Regions from separate parts of the Homo sapiens genome. Here region 2 is linked to region 1. Evidence: chromatin loops called from intact Hi-C (ENCODE). Cell type or tissue: Calu3. All regions are shown on one strand. Links, peaks and the distances in the headings refer to the core of each region. The heading gives the core; the rest is flanking DNA.

Region 1 (5,379 bases), core at 281-5,280:
CAGCCTGACCAACATGACAAAACCCGTCTCTACTAAAAATACAGAAAAATTAGCTGGGTGTGGCAGCGGATGCCTGTAGTTCCAGCTACTCGGGAGGCTGAGGCATGAGAATTGCTTGAGCCCGGGAGGCAGAGGTTGCCGTGAGCCAAGATCACACCACTGCACTCCAGCCTGGTACATATACACCATGGAATACTACTCAGCCATAAAAAAGAAAGAGATCATGTCCTTTGCAGCAACATGGATGGAGCTGGAGGCCATTATCCTAAGTGAACTAACGCAGGAGCAGAAAACCAAATACTGCATGTTCTCACTTGTAAGAGGGAGCTAAACATTGCATAGATATGAACACAAAGAAGGGAACGACAGACACCGGGGCCTGCTGGAGGGTGGAGGTTGGGAAGAGGGAGAGGACTGAAAAACCCTCCATCAGGTACTATGTTTATTACCTGGGGATGAAATAATCTGTACACCACACTCACGTGACATGCAATTTACCTGGATAACAAACCTGCACATGTACTCCTGAACCTAAAAGTCAAAATTACATAAATAAATAAATGTTCCGGCCCCTTTATGGCTCAGGGTGGCCACATGACAAAGTCCTCACCAATGGAATGGGAGCAGAAGTGATGTGTTGCAACTTCCAGGCCTGGCTTTTAAGACACAACTCATGCGCACTTTTGATTCTTTCTGAAGACATGACGTGGGCAGGCCAGTGTGACCGTGTAGACAAGAGCATCACCAAGGGGTAATAGGGGAAACCTCATGGAGGGAGCCAGGCTCTTGTTTGGTTGTGTGGGGTGGAGCAGCCCTCCTACCCACCCTGTTACATGAGAACAAGGAAACCTTTCTGTTCTTTCAGCCAGTGGACGCTTTCTTACAGCAGCTCAGCCTTTTGCCATAACGAACACAATGTCTCTATGTGGGTAGGGGCAGAGGGGAAAATCAAGTGACTCCTCAATGTCGAGTTTTGAGGGTTTCTGAGGGCTAGCTTGCCGTTCCTCTCACAAGAAGCTCTGTCTTTCACCATTCTCCCTGGGTGATGGCTATCAGCCCATTAAAATGCATGGAAGGTCCCTATTTTAAAAAAAGGAAAAGGAAGGAAAGAAGGAAGAGAGGAAGGGAGGGAGAAAGGGAGAAAGGTAAGGGAAGGCAAGCATAAAGCCAAAGAAAGATCCCTAGGGTCACAGAGCTGTAGGAAGTCTTAGCGATGACCTTGTCCACCTCCAACCCTCCCAGTTACCTCCCCCATCCCCCCTTTTTTTGTATTTTTTTTTAGTAGAGATGGGGTTTCACCATGTTGGCCAGGCTGGTCTCGAACTCCTGACCTCAAGTGATCCACCCACCTTGGCCTCCCAAAGTGCTGGGATTGCAACCGTGAGCCGTCGTGCCTGGCCCTCACCCTGCCCTTTTTATAGAAGAGGAAAACAAGTCTCAGAGAGGTATTGTCATAACATAAACAAAATGTTTGGGGGTTGGGGAAACAAGAAGGTGAGGGCGTGTGTGCTGTTGTCCATGGTCCTGAAACTTCTCACACTACAAGTCATTATTTTTCTCTCTCTGGGACCTTGATGATTCCTGTTTGTTCTCTTCCAGGAATTCTGAATCAAGGAAGAGGAGAGGGGGTCGTGGGGCAGAAGAGAGGTCACTGACAGAGAGGGGCACAGGGGCAGAAGCTGTCCAGAGGCATAGCTGTGACAAGTTGTCAGGGAGAAGAAGAGAGACTTTTGTTTTGACATAGTTTTCAAACAATGGTGGTTGCCTGGAAAGAAACCAACCACTCTACAACTATAGCCTAAATACTAAATGACTGAGGAAGAATAAGAAACGTGTGTCTCAAATGATACAAAGCTGTGCATGTGTCAACATGAGCAAACTAATTCAGATGGGCACGTAGAACACAAATGGGAGGGGGGATGGGGTTGACTGTATTTATTCTTTGTTTTTCTTTTCTTGCCTGATGAAATATTTGTAATTTTTACACTGTCAGAAAGCAATCAAAACTGTGATTATGGTTCACAATTTTGACAGCTAGTTTCGTGTACTTTAAGTAGTTCTATTGTGTTTTAGACAATTTGAACAATTTGCTTTTCCCTTGAAAGTTGAGGAAAGACTGCACATGCCTTTAATTCCCACTAAACCTGTGTGGAGAGCAAACCATACAGCTGGCATTTGTTGAACTCTGCTCTAAGCAAGCATGTTGTGCTTAAGAACTCATTTATTCCCCATAACAAACCCAGGTAGATAGGTAGATAGGTGCCATCATAGTAGATGAGGAAATGGCGTGTCAAAGTAGTAGATACCTGGTCCAAGGCAGCCTGGCTCCACATCCTGTATTTTCAGCCCCTGGCTAGTCCAATTCTTGGTATCTTACTGGGCCACAGCAGAACCAGACATAGGCTTCCTGGTTCCCAGGGTAGACCCTTTCCTTCCTACCATCTTCATGCAGTACATCTCAGAACTGGGGTGTGTTTACCAAAGGGGTATGTAGTGCTAAGGAGTTGCACAGATCTGCACAGACTGAGGCACAGGACTGGTCTTAGAGGGAAAACCACAGGGAGGAAAGAGTGGGTTTCTCCTGAGACCTGAGCTCCAGCCCCACTTCATGGCCCAGAGAGCTCCGGCCAGGGAGGAATATCCAATTTCCAGGCATGGTTGAAACCGGAGCTGGGTGCCCCCACCAGCTTGCCTCCTGTGTTCCTCCTCCATGTGTGCTGAAGTGGAATAGGCGGAGGGCACAAGGGGAAGCATTGTTCCTGCCCCCACCTTGTGCAACCCAGCTCTCAGTGGAGCGTGGAGGAATTTGTGTAACTTTCCTGGAGGTTAAGAGCAGGTCAGTGCAGGGCTGCAGCCCAGGCTACTCTCCCAGCAAAGGGAGCCTCGGGCTAAGCCAGGCGGCCCCGTGGGAACAGAAGCACATACCTGCTGTCCATGCCCTGAAACGGGAGGGCAGCCTGAGCTGCTGGGCGTGAAGATGCAGATCCCAAATCCCCCAGCTGCCCTCCTCCAGCACAGGGGCAGATCACAGAAGCCTGAACTGACAAGGAACCTGGAAACAGGCAACCAAATTCCCACATCTGCCAGGTGGGCACACTCAGGCTCAGAGAAGAAAGAGGAGCTTTCATGAATCATGTACCTTCCTGAGTGCCATTCATTCATTCATTCATTCACTCATCATTCATTCATTCATTTAGCAAACACTTGTGGTGGAATGTCAAGGGCAGACACTATCACTATCCTAGAAGGTTCGATGTATTTCTTATTCTGGTTGGCATTCGGGAGAGACAATAGAGACTCAAAGAGGGCATGAGATCTTTCCAAGGTCACACAGCTGGTTTGAGGCAGGTCTGCTAAGTGTCAGCCTAAGCCTCTTTCCCCTGCACCAAACATGCAAGCATGTATATATGGTGTATGGAAAGTCAGACGGAAAAGTGGGTCCTAAGTCATTGGATCAACTCTCTTGTCTCCTGGCAAATGATATGACAGAGTCAATTCCACTCAACAATTGATTTGGTGTCTACTCTGGGCAAAATACTTAATTGATTCTCTTCTTCTGGGAAGATTTCCAGGAACCAACTAGGCTCCTGCATTGGGAAGTTAGTCCTGATCAAATCTTTCCTCCTTTAATTTAAGCCATTTTCCCATTTGTCATACACAGGATGTGAAGATAGCTTGTGTTTCAAGCAAAGTTCTTCATCATCACAGGAAGGCAAAAGGTTGGAATGGACCATGAATGTGGCAGGTGTTTTCACACTCTGGCACCTATAAAGAGTCAGAGCCCAACAGAGATTGGTGGGATGAATGAATGTACACAAAATTCAACATTTAAATGGCACTCCAAAGGTTTACAGAAGATGTTCATGTACACTCTTTCAGTCCACAAAGCAATCCTGGAAGGCAGGCACTTTATCCCCATGTCACAGATGGGAAAACTGAGGCTCAGAAAGCATAAATAGGTTGCTGAGGGTCACAGAGCTCATGGGCAGCCATGTTGAGATCCATACCTAGACCTCCTAACTCCTAGTCCAGCGCTGCTTCTGTGACGCCACATGGCTGAGGTACATGTATGTGGTTCTAGTGGGCAGTATTAATATAATGACAGTGGCAGCTGTGTTTCTCTGGCCTTTCTGCAGGGAGGGAAATGCTCAGCTGGTCTGAAAGCCATTTCTTCCTACCCTTGAGTGGGGGGTGGAAGTAGAGGAGGGACATCTATCTGGCCAGATGTGTTGGGAGGGAGGGTGAGTCCATGGCTTGGGTTAATGATCCTTGCCACCCACATCACTGGGTGGTGGGAACAGGTGGCCAAGACTGAGCTGACCAGTGGGACTAGGCTGAGCTAGGAGGCACCAGCTGCTGTCCAGATAAAGATGACCTTTCTTAGCCACAGCTCCCCCAGGGAGAGAGATATGGAGTATCTCATCCATGGTCTCCACCTTAGTGCAGACCCCTATCAGTGCTCAACCAGACCATTACAACTGCCTCGCAAACTGCCTCTGTACCTAACTTCATCCAGTCCCATGCCAGCTTCACACTGCTGGCAGAGCTGTGTTTATATGGCACAAATGTGTTGGTGTCACTTATCTTCAGAGAAGCCTTCAATCCTCTCCCCGCTGGTACACAGCCTAAACTCCCAAGCAGGCGCTCACTATTTGTCCCCAACCTACCCTCCTAAATCTGACCACAAAACTCCCCTTCAAGCCCCCATACCTCAAAGACGTTTCCCACCTCGACTCCATTGTTCTTGCTGTTGCCTTTGCCTGGGATGGTCAGGTACAGTGACTTGTGCCTGTAATCCCAGCATTTTGAAGGCTGAGGTGGGAGGATCACATGAGGCCAGGAGTTCGAGACCAGCCTGAGAAACAGAGCAAGGCCTTGTCTCTATTTTAAAAAATGAAATATTGCCGCTGGGCATGGTGGCTCACACCTGTAATCCCAGCGCTTTGGGAGGCCAAGGTGGGCAGATCACCTGAGGTCAGGAGTTTGAGACCAGCCTGGCCAACATGGCAAAACCCTGTCTCTACTAATAATATGATAATTAGCTAGGCGTGGTGGCATGCACTTGTAATCCCAGCTACTCAGGAGGCTGAGGCAGGAGAATCACTTGAACCCGGGAGACAGAGATTTCAGTGAGCCGAGATCGTGCCATTGCACTGCAGCCTGGGCAACAAGAGTGAAAATGAAACTCCATCTCAGGGGTCGGGGGAGAAGATTGCCCTTGCCTGGGATGCCTACCTCACACCCTGTTGGTCTCTGACACTGATCCCTCCTTCGTCTCAACTTGCAACTCAGTTTTCCTCTTGTGACATTTGCCCCCTTCTTACCTTGTGTTTCTGTGCCTTTTATCTCCTGCCCTAGACCAGGAGCTCCTTGAGTATC
Region 2 (5,379 bases), core at 83-5,082, 63 kb before region 1:
ACTCTCTTCCATTGAGAGCCAGTGATCTCTCTGCTACACAGACCTGATCATCACCCCAACACTCCACCAGCTCAAAATCCATCAGTGATCTAAGTGGTGGGATTTGGGGTGAATTTGTTTGCACTCAGCTTGGAATTTTTAATCATTGTTTGAATTCTTTATAATAAGTATGGATCATACTTGCAAAAACAGTAGGATGATTTTATTTTAGAAAAAAAAATCTGGGTTGAGATGCCCAGCTGTGCCAAGATGCTAATAGTGGTTAATTCTAGGTGGTGGGACTATGGGTGGTTGTTACTTTTTACTCTATATTGAAGTATATGTTTAAAGTTTACAAAATCATTTAGTCCTTCTTTTTTGCTTGTTTGTAACCTGAAACCCACTCACTCCTCCTCTGAGCTCTCCTTTTGCATAGTGACATCATTTATTAGGCACCTACTGTGTACAAGTCACTCTTAAAAAATAGTACTGGATTTAAGCCATATGTTGAACCCATTTCATGGATGAAGGAACTAAAGTTTCAGAGTTTATGGAGGAATTTGCCTGGGGTCACAGGGCTGGAGCGACAGAGATGTGATTAGGACCAGCAGTCTGCAGCCAAACTTCCAGTTTTCCTTTACACTCCAGTCTCCTACTCAGCACATTGTTTTTTGTTTTTTTTTTTAATTTTTAATTTTTATTAAAAAAGATTTTTTTTTGAGACAGGGTCTTTCTCTGTCACCTAGGCTGCAGTAGCTTACTGCAGCCTCGACCTCCTGGGCTCAAGTGATCCTCCTGCCTCAGCCTCCCGAGTAGCCGGGATGACAGGCACGCTCTACCATGCTCGGCTAATTTTTGAATTTTTTGTAGAGATGAGGTCTCGCTATGACCCAGGTTGGTCTCAAACTCCTGGGCTCAAGTGATCCTCAATCTTATCCTCCCAAAATGCTGGGATTATAGACATGAGCCATGGTGCCTGGCCTCATTGGCTCTTTTATTTCTTTTTTTTAATACTTCTTTTTTTTACTTTTTTTTTTTTCCGAGACAGGCTCTTGCTCGATCACCCAGGCTTGAGTGCAGTGGCGTGATCACGGCTCACTGCAGCCTTGACCTCCCGGGCTCAAGTAATCCTCCTGCCTCAGCCTCCCAAGTAGCTGGGATTACAGGCATGTATCACCACACCCAGCTAATTTTTTTAAATTCTTTTTTTTTGTAGAGACTAGGACTTGCTATGTTGCTCAGGCTCATCTCAAACTCCTAGACTCAAGTGGTTCTCCTGCCTTGGTCTCCCAAAGTGCTGGGAATGGGCGTGAGCCACCGTGCTGGCCTCTTTTATTTTATCTTTCTTTTCTTTTCTTTTTCTTTTTTTTTTTTTTTTTTTTGAGGCAGAGTCTCACTCTGTCACCCAGGCTGGAGTACAGTGGCAGGATCATAGCTCACTGCAGCCTTGACCTCCCAAGGTCAAGCAAGCCTTCTCACCTCAGCCTCCCAAGTAGCTGGGACCACAGGCATGTGCCATTGCCCCCAGCTAATTTTTCTGTCTTTGTTTTTTGTTTTTGTAGAGGTGGGGTCTCCCTATGTTGCCCAGGCTGTTCTCGAACTCCTGAGTTCAAGCCATCCACCTGCCTCAGCCTCCCAAAGTGCTGAGATTACAAGCATGAGCCACCATGCCCGGCCCTCTTTTATTTATTCACACCAGCATAGTACTTGGCTTATTCTAGATGTTCAATAAATGTTTATTATTACACACAGGTGCTTCCTAAATCTCACTTCTATGGTGGGAAATTTTTGAAATACTGACTTTTTTCTTCCTTCGTAACATCCCTTCCTTTTACCCCTCGGTATCGTTGCCTCAAAGGACCTCAGAGGATGAGGCCTGTGCCCAGGCAGACCCCTGAGAGCCAAGAGGGTGTGGCTGAGAGGTGGCATCTAGATAGCTTCATGGAGAATCCAGTGCCTCAGCAGGAGGAGCAGACCCCCTAACGTGCCTTCCATCATGACCTGGAAGGACACAGAACTGAAAGTGCCACTTGGACAAGAAAGAAGATCCTCTTAGAAGGCACCTGGGTGAACAGATCACATGGACGATCACGTGATACTCTCCCCACCCAGCCTCCAGCACTACAGAAGCCCTCCCAGACTTAGACGGAAGTCTAGGGAAAGGACGAGAACTCCGAGGAAATTCAAAAATCACTGAGACTGAATTTTTTTTCCACTGCCAGTGGCACAAGGACTCAGCATGGAAATTAAATTGCATTAAAGAAAAAATGTTTTATCATAAGAGTCTCCGGACTGAGACTTTTACTACACTGCCCCTATCTGGGCATTTGCTCGGCTGGAGAAACACATTTCAGGGTGGCACTGGCCTCTGAGCATGCGGAAGGAAGTGTGGAATTCTAAGCCACCTACTGAGGGCAGGGAGGTACTGGGAGTTCGGAACCCAGAAAAGCAGACAAACATCCTGAGGCCAAAGTTACGGAGACTGATAGGTGTTCTCCCCACCGGGAAGGTCTCCCCTTCTGTGTGTGGAGGTGGCAAGGAGGGCCCTCTTGTTGGCAAACTTAGAGCTTCCTCCCAAGGTATTTTGGACCCATTACGCTCTCAAACAGGAACCTAATTAAATATATATATTTATATATATATTTATAAATATATATATTTATATATATTTATAAATATATATATTTATATATATATTTATATATATTTATAAATATATATATTTATATATATTTATAAATATATATATTAATATATATATTTATAAATATATATAAATATACATATACATATATATTTTTTTAAGGGATGGGGTCTCTCTATGTTGCCCAGGCTAGTCTCAAACTCCTGGGCTCAAGCTGTCCTCCTGCCACAACCACCCAAAGTGCTGAGATTACAGGCGTGAACCACTGCACTTGGCCCAGGAACCTAATTTAGACCCAGAATTCCACACCATTGACCATGGAAAGAATGATCTTGGCCTGAGAAACTTTTAGAGCAGATATGACGAGTTGCCTATGTCTGCATCGTTAGTGCCCTGGTGGACTCTCTCCTTCTAAGCAGCACAGCTCCCTGGGGGACCTTCAAAAAGAGTGAGCCATGAAATGGCCCCCCAGGGGATAAAAAAGAAGGGAGTCTGCTGAATGAAGTTACTTACCAGTGACCCTGCCAATTTGAGCCTCCGCCCGGCAAGGACAGTGAATTTGGCTTTGCCATGGTTGATGCTGTCAGAGAGAGCTTGGGCGGTGGGATAGGGAGGGGCCGCGTTAGTGGACCAGCTGGGTGGCTGAGATGTGGTGGGAACATCACTGTGCTCTAGTTGCAAAGTCTGGTGCCAGTTTTCACTCTGCTCTTACCAGCCTGGCCTGAGAAACCCACTGCCTCTTTCTGAGCCTTGGTGCCCTCCGTTAGACATAACTGCCTCACATGGTTGTGGGGAGGGCGCTTGGTAAGCTCTTGGTGACTTCCCCTAAGAATCTGTCATCCTATTTCACTAGCAGCAGCCTCATCCAGTCTTAGCTGCAACCCCGTGTCACCCGTGGAAATCCCGTTATCCCATGAAAATGCTGTGATTCAATGCAATTAGGATAAAGAGGGACCTGGGGGCTACCACCAGTGGTTACACTGCAGCTGGAAAGCAAGTGGCCTCTTTACTACCAGTAAGCGCGGGGTGTCCTTCAGCCGAGCCAGTCAGGACGCTGGTACTGGGCCTCCTGGATGACCCTACGCCTTCTTTAAAGCCAGATAGCCCATATTCCCGGCAAACACTTTCATTATGCTCTTCTTTTGGGGCGTGGTGAGGTTAGTGTTAATTGCGGGGCTGTTCATAATAAATCAGCTCTGAGCCTGGAATTTTTGTTTTTGTTTTTGTTTTGTTTATTTTATTTTATTTTGTTTTATTTTATATTTTTGAGACAGAGTCTCCCTCTCTTGCCCAGGCTGGAGTGCAGTGACACGATCTCGGCTCACTACAACTTCCACCTCCCAGGTTCAAACAATTCTCCTGCCTCAGCCTGCCAAGTAGCTGGGATTACAGGTGCCCGCCACCATGCCCAGATAAATTTTTTTTGTATTTTTAGTAGAGACCATTTAGTGAAACCACTTAGGTTTCACCATTTTGGCCAGGCTGGTCTCGAACTCCTGACCTCAAGTGATCCACCCACCTCGGCCTCCCAAAGTGCTGGAATTACAGACGTGAGCCAAGGTACCCGGCCAGTTTATTATTATTTCAGAGACAGGGTCTCACTCTGCCACCCAAGCTGACCTGCAATGCTACCATCATAGCTCACTGCAGTCTCAACTTCCTGGTTCCACCTCAGCCTCCCAAGTAGCTGGGACTACAGGCATATGCCACCACGCCTGGCTAATTTTTGTGGGTTTTTTTGTTTGTTTTTTGTAGAGATGGGTTCTTGGTATGTTGCCCAAGCTGATCTCAGACTCCTGGGCTCAGCCAATCCTCCCACCTTGGCCCCCCAAAGTGCTGGGATTACAGGCATGAGCCACCACAGCCAGCCATTTTTGTTTTAGTTGGAATATGCACAGCAAGAAAGCCACTGGGGCATCAGCCTTTCCTGTACATTACCTCATTCCATCCTTACTACGCTCTGCTGAGGCAAGGTAGGCAAGCATTGTTTTACCTTTTCAAATCTATTTTGTATCTCTCCATCACCTCTGCCATCTTCCTAGTCCAAGCCACTGTCAATTTTTTTTATTAAGGTTTTCTAAGGTATAGTTTATATTTAGTGAAGTGCACAAATCCTAAGCATACAGCTGGATGAAGTTTTACACCCAGGTAACCACTGCTGAGATCAAGCTATACATTCCCAGCTTTATAGCAGGCTTCCTCTACCTCCCTACAGCCATTATCCCTCCCAAGGATAACAGCTATCCTGACTGCTATTCTTACAGATTCCTTCTGCCTGTTTTTGAACTTCATATAAATAGCACCATGCAGCGTGTCCTCCCTTGTGTTGTGAGATTCACCCATGTAGCATGCATCAATCGAGTCGTTTGTTCTTTTTAACTGCTGCATAATGTTCCATTATGTGAATAGACCATAATTTATTTGTTCATTCTATAACTGGTGGACATTTGAGTTGTTTCCAGCTTTCAGCTATTACAAATAAAGCTTGTGTCTTTTAGCGGACATTATGCTAGGTCATAGAGTACATTTATTTTTAGCTTTAAAAGGTACTACCAAATATTTTTTTCCAAAGTAGTTACATTGATTTACATTCCCCCCTGCAGTGTATGTGAGTTTCGGGTGCTTCACAACCTCATCAACCCTTCTTGGTAGTCTCGGTCAGTCTTGTAAAATTTAACCACTCTGATGGGTCTGTAGTAGAATCTCATGGAGGTTGTACCTTGCGTTTCTCTGATGATAAATGATGTTGAGCATCC

What was found. A loop is a pair of places that touch in the nucleus more often than their neighbours do. Peaks named below come from ENCODE experiments on the same cell type or tissue, not always from the same donor. Only the 100,000 strongest peaks of a DNase experiment are listed, where the experiment ranks them.
Region 2: a loop joins it to region 1, with 4 times the contacts of the local background. A loop is called at or near these places in 5 of 110 quality-filtered maps.

What each region holds. Positions count from the first base shown.
Region 1 is chr17:36,775,810-36,781,188 of GRCh38, forward strand. No RefSeq gene overlaps it. Among named protein-coding and RNA genes, the nearest start is that of LHX1-DT, 160 kb to the right of the region's middle. In Calu3, for the core only: no CTCF peak of the experiment used is centred there; a DNase peak (open chromatin) is centred at 2,832.
Region 2 is chr17:36,712,924-36,718,302 of GRCh38, forward strand. The region is part of intron 2 of LOC105371750 (a long non-coding RNA gene); the gene reads left to right. Among named protein-coding and RNA genes, the nearest start is that of MRM1, 110 kb to the left of the region's middle. In Calu3, for the core only: no CTCF peak of the experiment used is centred there; no DNase peak of the experiment used is centred there.